Linked DNA regions of Homo sapiens: region 1 is linked to region 2. The links are chromatin contacts, found by Hi-C or POLR2A ChIA-PET in ENCODE. All regions are on one chromosome and are shown on one strand. The core of a region is the stretch at or near the end of the contact, and the rest is flanking DNA. Distances in the headings are between cores, read along the strand shown.

Region 1 (6,086 bases), core at 1,633-4,132, 160 kb after region 2:
ATATAACTCGATTTCTGACATCCAAGAATCCCTTTCCCTGCCTAATTTGACTTTAAAAGGGTTCAAAGAGGATGATTTCGTATAAAAAGTTGAGTCGATTTAACTATCTATCAAAAGAAAAGTCTCCCAGATACTTTGCGTCAATTACTAGTTCTTTTCTGTCTTGCGTATTTGCACCGAGAAAGAATTCTGTTGGCCCATATGCTGGGTTAGTGCCAGAATAAGATGGGCTTCTGTCCCCATCACTCCATTGAAGGGGCTATTGTCAAGGTTACCTGTGACCTCTGCATTGCCAGCTTTGATGTCTTCTGTGTCCTCCTCTTGCCGACCTCTCTCCAGGGTTGCCTCACTTGTCTTCTGCTCTCCTTTCTGTTGCTGGCCACTTATGCTTCCTGACTCACCCTTCCTCCCTTCTCTGTTTCAATTGCCTGTGCCCTAGGGTCAGACCCAGGCCTCTTCTCTTCTTTATCCAAATTCTCTCCTTGAGGATCTCATCTTTAAATATCACTTATATCTTGAAGACTTCCTCCTCTTCCTCCTCCTCTTCCTCCTCCTCCTTTTCTTCTCCTCTTCCTCCTCCTCCTCCTTCTTCTCCTTCTTGTTTTTTTGTCTTCTCCTTCCTCCTCCTCCTCTTCTTCTTCTTCCTCCTCCTCCACCTTCTCCCCCTCCTGTTCCTCCTTCTCCTCCTCCTTCTCCTCCTTCTCCTCCCCCTTCTCCTCCTCTTCCTCCTCCTCCTTCTTCCTCCTTCTCCTTCCCCTTCTCCTCCTCCTCCTTCCTCCTTCTCCTCTCCCTTCTCCTCCTCTCCCTTCTCCTCCTCTCCCTTCTCCTCCTCTTCCTCCTCCTCTCCCTTCTCCTCCTCTTCCTCCTCCTCCTTCTTCCTCCTCCTCCTCCTTCTTCCTCCTCCTCCCTCCTCCTCCTCCTCCTTCTTCCTCCTCCTCCCTCCTCCTCCTCCTCCTCCTTCTTCCTCCTCCTCCTCTTCCTCTTCTTTTGAGACAGGGTCTCTCTCTGTCACCCAGGCTAGAGTGCAGTGACGCTATCACAGCTCACTGCAGCCTCAAACTCCAGGGCTCAGGTGATCTTCCCACTTTGGCCTCCCAAAGTGCTGAGATTACAGGCCTGATTCACTGCACCTGGCCTTGAAGACTTCTAAGTATAAATCAATAGCCCTAACCTCTCCCCTAATCTCCAGATTTCTAACAAGAAGAGATCTTGTTTGTGCAGATGTCTCCTGACATCTTCTCCTGAATAGACATAGCAAACTGAGCCATGAGCAACACAAACAGAAATTATTCTCACTGCCACCCCCTCCCAACATGCCTTCCTCACAGCCTTTCTAATTCCGGTAAGTGGTATTGCATCCACTTAGTAGCTCAGTCAAAAGTCACACTCCATGCCCACCTCTAATCTGTTACCATTTATACTTCTAAAATAAATTGGAAATTCATTCCTTTATTTATTTATTTTTGAGACAGAGTTTCACTCCCATCACCCAGGCTGGAGTGCAGTGGCGAGATCTTGGCTCCCTGCAACCTCCACCTCCTGGGCTTGAGCAATCCTCCTGCCTCAGCCTCCTGAGTATCTGGGACTACAGGGGCCCACCACCATGCCTGGATAATTTTTTTGTGTTTTGTCGAGATGGGGTTTCTCTCTGTTGCCCAGGCTGGTCTTGAACTCCTGGGCTCAAGTGATCCACCTGCTTCAGCCTCCCAAAGTGCTGAGACTACAAGCTTGAGCTGCCGCACCTGGCCCCATTCCCTTTTTACAATACTACTGTTATCACCCTTGTCCATGCAACTATATTTTATTGCCTGTAAGACTACAGTCATTTCCAAAGAAGTTTCCCTGTTTCTACTGTTGTGCTTGTTATGGTACTTCCTCCACACAGCATCCAGAATAATTTTCAAAAATGTAAATCAGATTGCATCACTCCCTTTCTTAATAACCTTTTGCACTGCCCCATGTCCGCGTCCCTGAGCCCATAAAACCCTCTTCTTTGCATTCTTTAGTGCATTATTTCCGCTGTAGTACTGACCTCCTGAAAAGCTCAAGCCTCTTTTATGCTATATGGTTTCTTTCCCACAGATAAAGTAAGAATAAAAATATTTATGGATCTGAAAATTCCTTAAAGTATTTGTTACTGTGCAGGAGGTAGAAAACTTCCTAGGTAACCTCTTCTTCTTTTTTTTTTTTTTGAAACAAAGGCTGGAACTTCAGGGACCAGTGATGTTGTCAGTTTTCTACTATCTGATGAAGGATACTGAAGAGAGTGAAAAAAATAGTATAGACTTGGGGAGAAAGGAATGGATTTGTGGGAGAATAAAATGGGAAAGTAAAACAGAGTGGGGAAGGGGGAGCTAAAAAGAAAAGCACCCAGGATAAATCTTTTCCTTGCTTTATAATTCATATCATAGTAAAATTTTATAAATTTAGTTTCTGTAGAAAAAGGAATAATAAAATGATATTAATTAGGATCATATTCATAATTATACTGTTTCTCTCTGAATTTATATAATCTTTCTGCAAAGAGCTAAAAATGGCTTAAAAAGCTCTAATGATATTATATTATTTAGCAATGTGTCTGTAATAGACATTAATGATACAGTATTAAACCAATCCATAGAGCTTTCTAAAGGTACGGTAGGCTAATATAACACCAGAAACCTAATTGCTGCTCTCAGAATTTAGAATTGAAATTAGCTTAATGATATAAAATTTTTTAATAGGAAAAGCTATCCACAAATAGTTGCTATCATGTAGTTTTTCAGTGTAAAGAAAATTTAAAAAATCAATAAAAACAAAATGATTACTCAGACCTTGTTACATAGATATCGCTGTTAGACGTCCTCCTTTTCTAAGATAACCTATTGTGTGGTTTTCAGAGCCTTTTATAAGTCAGCCACTAGAGAGCAAACTTCTTCTTTTTATCAGGCCGTAGTTTTATTTTTTTTAAAAAATACACACCACGTATATATTGGGAATCTCACAATGACACATTATCTCAGACTGTAAAATCTGATAATATAGCTTCTAGATGCCTGGGGCAGTGGGTGTAGGGGATGAAGTGGGAAATTTTAAGGCCGTTTATATTAAAAACACAAGAAAGAACAAGATAAGATGTTGTAATGTTGAACTACCTTCCTGGAGTGAAAATGAAACCTTCTGCTAATGGAGCATAAAGTCTTACGTTTCATGCCATGTAATAAAATATGATAGGCATTGTTTGGTCTGACAGGTATCTTGGGCCTTTTTCCAGACTAGGGTCTCCAGGGAGCTCAAAGACATGTTACTGTTTCCAGGTGAAATGTAGATAAATTACATTGTCAGCTACCTTTGCTGCCTCCAGTTCCAGAGGCTCCAGTCACACAAAAGAAAGCTGCCAGTTCCAGAACACTCTCATCTATTGGACTAACCCCCAACTATTGACATCCTTTCCAAAGGTCAGGATGGCACCCAAAACATCAATATACAGGCAGATCAATCTGCTAAAGGGTGCCAGGGAACAGAAGGATTTACTGCACATAGAAATTCCAATTTTTCAGGCCCCAGAGTGTCTCAGCCTCCTTTTTGGCCAAGAATGGGAGATACTCAGCTAGGTAAACCACTTTCTCTTCTGGTGGCCTGTTGGCAATTGGCCCCGTTCTCATGACCCTAGAGTCTCATGGCTCACCAAAGTCGTCAGAATCAAGTTTCATCTCTGTTATTTGGGCTTTGGGCTATTTGAAGGTTTATAGTTTAAAATTTGAACTTTTTAGATATTTCAAAAAAACAGTATTGGATTGGTGCAAAAGTAATTGCAGATTTTGCCATTACTTTATACCAACCTAATATTAAGAGCTGTAGGAAGATTATAAAAGATATCCAAGAAGGGAGATTTCAAAACCTTCCAAGGGAACACTTTCCAGGGTTTATTGGCTATTCCGGTTAGATTATTTTTCTTTTCTTTTCTTTTTTTTTTTGTTGAGACAGAGTCTCGTTCTGTCACCTAGGCTGGAGTGCAGTGGCATGATCTTGGCTCACTGCACCCTCTGCCTCCCAGGTTCAAGTGATTCTCCTGCCTCAGACTCCTGAGTAGCTGGGATTACAAGTGCCCACCACCACACCTGGCTACTTTTTGTATTTTTAGTAGAGACGGGGTTTCTCCATCTTGGTCAGGCTGGTCTCAAACTCCTGATCTCAGGTGATCCTCCCACCTTGGCCTCCCAAAGTGCTGGGATTACAGGCATGAGCCACCATGCCCCGCCAGGTTATTTTTCTTATGTTGAATTGGCTCGTGTGAAATTGTCAATATTTGAACAATTTGGCTTATAAAAATGGCCATTTTACAGAGTTCAACCTAATACTTTATGCTACAGGGCCTTCTGTGAAGAGGTCTTTTACAGGCATTGTTCACCACTTCATAATCAATCAACAATCATTGCCTGCCCACTAAGCACTCAGCACAATGTCAATGCAACTCAACAAAGATATATTATTGACTCTCTGCAAGGTGCTTTGGTGAGTACTGCAGCAAACATTAGGGTCAGCTAGATGAGGTCCTGTCTTTACAGAGCTTATGTTCCAATGAGAGAAAGTAAAATTAATCACTTGGACAGTGTTATGTTTTCTACAGTTAAAATGTTGTGGGAGTATGAAAGAGGATGAGATTCAATCCTGACTGGGGGACTCCAGGAAGGTTCATTGCTGGGATGGCACTTGGATGGAAGGGCTGACACTTAACACGGAAGAGGTGCTAATTTAGTTGGGACTTGAAGGAGGCATAAGATTATTCTTACAATTTCCCATCAAATATCTGTAGCTGTGGTTGTTGTTATCAGTAGACGGTAAAATTTCTGAGGGCAGTGGTCTCTCTGTAGTCACACGGTGCCTGGCACAGAGTTAGAGGCTCCACTCTATGCTGCCAAGTCAGTGCAGTATAGTAGGTGAGAACACTTGTCCTGAATCCAGGCCGCTACTTCACTAGCTGTGTGACCTTGAGCAACTTATTCAACTTCTCCGTGTCACAGTGTCTTCATCTATAAAATGTGGGTACATAATAGCACCTATCTATGTTCTCCTGTGGAAATCAGACATGACTGGGCATTTCCACAGTTCTGTAGGGCAGCCCAACTAAATTTGTTTCACGGACACACCAAGGAGCCCCCAAGGAAAGAAGTTGAGCTAAACTTAAGGAAGACAGAGTCAGGCTGACATGTCTGGCTCTACCCTGAAGCCCCAGGGAAGAAGCAGAGGCAAGACACAGCATCTGTCACTTTGGCCCAGTTCTGTGTCCTGATTCCTGCAGTGGGGTTTGTGTGTGTGTTTGTGTGTGTGTGTCTGTGTTTGTGTGTGTGTTAGAGATATTTCACCTAAATATCTATAAGACCCCAAGGTCTCGGCAGAATTGCTTTTATAGCCCCTAGATAGATTGTAGCCCATGATGGGTGTAGGGCTGAGATTTTGGAGGATTGATAGCTCCAGAGACCGCAGGTCAATACTATCACCTCCAGGTCCCCAGGGCTTCTGCTGGGTGGCAGAGGTCCCTGGCAGACACTCCAGAGAGGATTGTTCATGAGGACATTGGAGACAGCCTCTAAGAACACCCAGAAATTTTGGGTGGGTGGGGCTTCTCTGCAGAAGAGGAGTCCTACTATAGCAGGCAGGGTGAAAATCAGCATAAGGAAGGTTACGGCCTAATGCCACCCAATTTGTATCCTTCAGGTTGCTGTAGTCTGGGGCACATCAGAATCCTGACTTCAATTTGGCAATTTCCATTGTAATTGAAGGTCTGAAAAGTTCTTAAAAAGTTCACTTCTTGCCTAAGAAAGTAACATATCTCATTGTGGGTGGTTAAAAAAATAGAAAAACATAAAAAATTAGATTAAAGTAGCCCTTAGTTTATCATACAATGAGATTTACTTTTGATGTATTTTTAAAAGGTATTTTGATGTATTTCCATCTAATTTTTTTATTTGTTTTTTGAGAAAGAGTCTTGCTCTGTTGCCTAGGATGGAGTACAATGATGAGACCTCTGCTTGCTGCAACCTCTGCCTTCCTGGTTCAAGCGATTTTCCTGCCTAAGCTTCCCGAGTAGCTAGGACTACAGGTGC
Region 2 (5,733 bases), core at 2,827-5,326:
TTAGCCAGGTGTGGTGGCACATGCCTGTAGTCCCAGCTACTCGGGAGCCTGAGGCAGGGGAATTGCTCGAACCCGGGAGGCGGAGGTTGCAGTGAACTGAGATCGGCCACTGCACTCCAGCCTGGGTGACAGAGTGAGACTCCGTGTCAAAAAAAAAAGTCCCAAACTGTTTGGCTTTATTTAGGCAGTAAATATTCTACTTCGGGATGACCTGTCATGGAGCCAGTAAGGCCTCTACAAATCACATCCCAAACAAATACAACTCAGATGAGCAAAGTAAGGCCCAGATGAAATGACATCTCGATCTCTTCTATGGCAGAAACTCAGCAAGACATAATGAAACAAAGATAGCTAAAGTTCATTATTTAATGCTCTACTCCCAAGAGAATTATGGGACTTTAAGGCTACTCACTAACATACAAAATTACCATGCAGATATGGGGGGAAAGTCCATGTCCAGAAAAAACTTGGTTTGCAAACCTTAGAACTATGTCATTGCAGGATTATGTGTGTGTGCCCGTGTGTGTGCTCACAGGCTTTGAAGAGTTTTATGAGTATCCATTATCCAAAATGCTTGGAAACAGAAGTGTTTTGGATTTTAGATTTTGAAATATTTGCATTATACTTAACAAGTTCAGTTCAGCATCCAAAACCCAAAATGCTCCAGTGAGCATTTCCTTTGAGCATGTCAGTACGCAAAAAGTTTCAGATTTTGGAGCACTTAAGATTTAGGATTTGGGATATTCAGCCTGCATAATCAAACCTCCTTCATTCAGGAATGTAAAAGGAGGTATTAATATGAGCTTAGAATAAAGAACACCTTAGACCTCTGGCAGCGTGGTGGGCTGAGATGACATTAATGGGTAGCTGCTCACCCTCCCCACCTCACTCCCTGCTTTAAGCACATAAAAATGCTAGATGAGCTGGGTACAGCAGCTCGCGCCTGTAATCCCAGCACTTTGGGAAGCTGAGGCGGGTGGATCACGTGAGGTCAGGAGTTTGAGACCAGCCTGGCCAACCTGGTAAAACCCCATCTCTACTAAAAATACAAAAATTAGCTGGGCGTGTTGGTGGGCGCCTGTAATCCCAGCTACTGGGGAGGCTGAGGCAGGAGAATCACTTGAACCTGGGAGGCGGAGGTTGCAGTGAGCCAAGATTGTACCATTGCATTCCAGCCTAGGCGACAGAGCGAGACTCTGTATCAAAAAAATAAAATAAAAATACAAAATTAGCTGGGCGTGGTGGCACACGCCTGTAATCCCAGCTACATGGAAGGCTGAGGCAGGAGAATCGCTTAAACCCAGAAGGTGGAGGTTGTAGTGAGCTGAGATTACACCATTGCACTCCAGCCTGGGCAGAAAGAGTGAAACTCCGTCTCAAAAACAAAACAAAACAAAAGCTAGATGAAATATATCTCAAAAAATGTCAAAATGTTGCCAAGGCTAAAAGGAAGGGGAAACCCCAAGGTACCATAAATAATCAACTGCAAGTCAGAGCAGAAAGCACCTAGCCCTGCAGAGCTTTGGGAAAGACAATGACCAGCGTAGGTAGTTAAGTTAGATTAGGTATCTTTTCATCTTCATTTAAAAGGTGCCAGGATTTCTTATTCAACAGAATGTAAACACCTGTACATATGTACACAGGACTGTCAGCTTGAATGTTTGTTAAGGAATTTATTATATGCAAACACAAGTACCACTACTACCATAGAAAGCAACTGGACAAATAGAAGCCTTGACACCTTGGAATCCATGTATTAAAGACAGAGCCTCTGTCATTCTAAGGGTCTTTGAGTGAGGGTGTGGAACACAGCCCACCAAATGAATATGATCAAAGAATAAATTTCTCATGTTAAGTCACTGAGATTCCATGATTTACCTTCATAGCAATTAGCTCAATATTTTTTCGCAATATTCTAGTCATTCTTCTTCTAGTCTTGCCTCCAACCATGTGTTTCATTTTTTAAACAATGGTTGGTACAAATCTAGGGAAAGAATAGGTGATTTTAATGATTTTTCCATCTATTTAAGGTAAGGAAGTTGGCAACAGGGAAGGTCTTCCAATACAAGGACACCATCACTACGTACAATGTAGTTTCAAATGATGCATATGAGCACCAGATAAAATTGTCAGTGTTTAGAAACTATTACTTTGAACAACACTCATACAGCAAGATGCTTTTTACACTGTAAGGTACAGAGGAACTGGCCTCACACAGACCAGCAGATTCATATATAAGGCACAGATTCACTGAGTAGAGTAAGTAGCCATGCCTTACTTTTCCTCTGCTGGGCACTAAGTTGAATTTATCCAACATAAACGCATGTCATGCCCTGAACCACTTTGACTTTCCTCACTAAAGATTATGTAAGAAAGTAGCAGGATGGCAACTGCCCTATTTTCTTTTTCGAGACAGAATTTCACTCTGTCACCCAGAGTGCAGTGACACGATTTGGGCTCACTGCAACCTCTGCCTCCTGGGTTCAAGCCATTCTCCTGCCTCGGCCTCCCAAGTAGCTGGGACCACAGGTGTGTGCCACCACGCCCAGCTAATTTTTGTATTTTTAGTAGAGATGGGGTTTTGCCATGTTGGCCAGGCTGGTCTTGAACTCCTGGGCTCAAGCGATCCACCCACCTAGGCTTCCCAAAGTGCTGGGATTACAGGCATGAACCACCGTGCCCAGTCGAAAACTGCCCTATTTTCACAATGAATACACAAAAGAGCTATAAAATTAAAACATGAAGCTCCTTTGTGGTAATCATTAATGGAGCACAAAACCCTCAAGACAGCCTATGAAATGCCAGTTCAATTCTGTGTCCATTCTGTAATTCAGGAAACCTCTACCAAAATATCTTACAAAGGAAGTATTCTGCCTTACTAAATCTTTCATTTAATGAAATACTGATCTGAAAACCCTGAATCGAAGTAGGGTGAAATACATTCAAAAAGTACCAAGCATGTGCCATGTGCCAGGCACTGTATGCCAGTGAGCAAAGAACCCTGCCTTCACTGCGTTTAGCACAGGAAGTAAAACAAAGAAAGCAGCAGGGCAGAGCACCAGGATGTCAGGCTGCAATTTTAAAGAGTGGTCAGAGCAGGCTTCATTGAGATGACGTTTGTGCAAAAAGTCAAAAGTGGTGAAAAAATTTTCCATGAAGTTTTGTGGGAGAAGAGCATGCTAGGCAGACACTAGCAGTAACAAAAATCCTATGCTGGAAAAACAGCAAAAGTGGCCAATGTGGACAAGGTAGAGTGAGCAGGAGGAATTCAATAGGAATTGAATGAGGTGGGGTAGAGTGCAGGTAATTTAGGGCTCCACAGACCTTTGTGAAGTTTTACTTTTACTTAGGAAGCCATCTAAACAAGACTTAGACTTTTAAAGGATCAGTCTGGTTGCTATGAGAGTAGAATAGGATGGGTGAGAGGAGACAAAATGAGGCAAAACAAAGACCGGTTAGGAAACCACAGAAATAATCCAAGCAAGCTATGATAGTGTCTTGGATTAGGGTAATAGCAGTAGAGATGTTAATATTTTAAGGTGGAACTAAGATCAGATGAAGGATGTGAGGAGTGCAAGACCATTTCTGCCTAGAAACAAAGAATGGAGTGGCCATTAAGTGATTGAGGATGACTGAGAGGAAAAATTTCAGAGGCAAAAGTAAGTTTTAGACGTAAATTTCGAGGTGTCTACTAGATACCTAACTGAAGATGTCACATGAAGACGTTAATATAATCTGATGTCCTTATGATGAGATCACCAAGATGAGTACTAAGAGAGGAGGCAAGCAGCCCAAGGTCAAGCTCGGGGGCACACCTATGTTTTAGCAAAATGCAGGGAAATGAAGATTGGGCCAACAGCAAGACAGAGAAGGAGCAGCCAGTAAAGGAGAAACGTCAAAGCAAGTGTAGTATTTTGCAAGCCAACTGAAGAGTGCTTCAAGGTCAAATGCTGGCTGCTGATTAGATTTAACAATGTGGAAATCTTTGCTGCCTTTTACTAAGAGTAACAGAGAGGAGACGAACTCTAATCACCTATCAGATGACCTAACCAAGTGTCCAAACTTAACAGCCTGGAAAAGCCGTAACTGTTGTGATGCAATATGGAGACCATAGCATCACCTTGCACTCTTGCACAACAAGTTTAACCCGAAACTTGCGAAAACTTTAGACCTTTCAGTTTACAGAAAGTTCAAAGGGATATCAGAAGTTAAAATTAATGACAGTACAAAGAAAAACTCAACAAGACAACAGGCCTAGTATTTCCAGAAAGTAGGAATCTTAATTGAATCGTGTTTGGGGGATGAGGGTAGCTATTTAAAAAAGAGACACATGGAAAAATCTGAAATAAGGACTCGATGTTAAATTAGGGAAGTATTTTAAGTGGGAAAGTCAACTTTTCTGTTTGAATTTCTTTTCCTAATAAAACAAGTTGGTGAAAAAAAAGGAAGGGGTAATAAACTGGAGGAAGTTTAGAAAACTGAGTTTTGCTTTTATAAAGGGGAGCACTAAAATAATCACTAGCAAGGGATATAGGATCAAAAGATTTTTTAATAACATGCTTATTATGCTTTTGGAAATGATTTAGTAGAGAAAGAAAATAGATGCAGTAGAGAGAGGAGAGGACTGCTGGAGCTGTATCTTTGCCTGAGACATAGGTTTGCATCTCGTGCTCCTTACCTGGGGCAAATGCAGGAGCAAGAGAATTGTGGGAGCCATGTATCCATGAGTAGACATAGACTATTCGGGTGCTTTTGTAGAATATTCATTTAATACCAATTACTGTAAGAGTTTGAAAGGAGTAAAGAGAACCCAAACAGGGCAAAAACAAGTCATTTCCAACCCTAGCTGCTTAAATCACCTAGGCAGCATATTAAACAGATTCCAAAAGTTCTCCCCTCCCACCAATTGTCTAAAGCAGTCTCTGGGGATAGGTAGAGCCTGAGAACCTTCTACCATTTTCTTTAGGGTCGTGTCAAGTGCTTGCCATAGGCCAAAGACAGCTTTAGTAGTTTAAACCTCCAATATTTATTTTTCTCAGATTGCCTATTTTTCCAAAAGTACAAACGCTTATACCTATGTGCACTTGTTAAAGATTTACTAAACACATCATAGTACAGTACTGTATCAGTACTGCCTTTTACTGGAAGAATAAGATGACTATTAACACAATTCTGTAGATACTTATTACAAGCAATTTCAGGGATTTGGGGAATTCAGAATCCCTAGGTAGCTAAAATAATCTATTGAAATCATGTGTGGTTGGTTATTTGGACTAATCAACTACCGGACCCATCTAAAGTCAGAGTAGCCCATAAGCTAGGACTTTTGCATAAGTGATAATGCAGAAATTTGGCTGTGGAGCAAAAAAAAAAAATTTTTTTTTTTTTTTTTTTTTTTTGAGACAGAGTCTCACTCTGTCACCCAGACTGGAGTGCAGTGGCATGATCTCAGCTCACTGCAACCTCTGCCTCCTGAGTTCAAGCGATTCTCGTGCTTCAGCCTCCCAAGTAGCTGGGACTACAGGCTATCCTGCTAACCAGTGGTTCTTAGCTGGGAACTGTTTTGTCCCTCAGGGACATTTGGCAATGTCTGCAAACACTTTGGTTATCACAATTGTGGGAGGGGGTTTAACTGGCCTCTAGTGGTAGAGGCCAGAGATGTGGCTAAATATCCTATAATGCACAGCAATAGCCACCACGACAAAGAATGATCTGGCCCAAACTGCCAGTAGT

Evidence for each region. Hi-C counts contacts between places; a loop is a spot of excess contacts on that map. ChIA-PET counts read pairs that join two places held with the same protein, here RNA polymerase II (POLR2A). Pooled maps may share reads with other maps.
Region 1: POLR2A ChIA-PET joins it to region 2 with 15 read pairs in activated T-cell. The contact joins two enhancer-like sites. A Hi-C loop is called at or near these places in 1 of 50 pooled maps. POLR2A ChIA-PET finds 5 or more read pairs at or near these places in 4 of 52 experiments (AG04450, HepG2, T-cell and 1 more).

What each region holds. Positions count from the first base shown.
Region 1 is chr6:87,829,234-87,835,319 of GRCh38, forward strand. All of the region lies in intron 2 of LOC101928911 (a long non-coding RNA gene), which reads left to right. Among named protein-coding and RNA genes, the nearest start is that of AKIRIN2, 130 kb to the left of the region's middle. Within about 2 kb of position 2,883, at least 7 of the 41 ENCODE cell types and tissues checked have a DNase peak (open chromatin) inside an H3K27ac peak, as active enhancers do.
Region 2 is chr6:87,667,780-87,673,512 of GRCh38, forward strand. It overlaps a transcript of ORC3 not described here. Among named protein-coding and RNA genes, the nearest start is that of AKIRIN2, 32 kb to the right of the region's middle. RefSeq lists a silencer at 4,779-4,979. Within about 2 kb of position 4,077, at least 3 of the 41 ENCODE cell types and tissues checked have a DNase peak (open chromatin) inside an H3K27ac peak, as active enhancers do.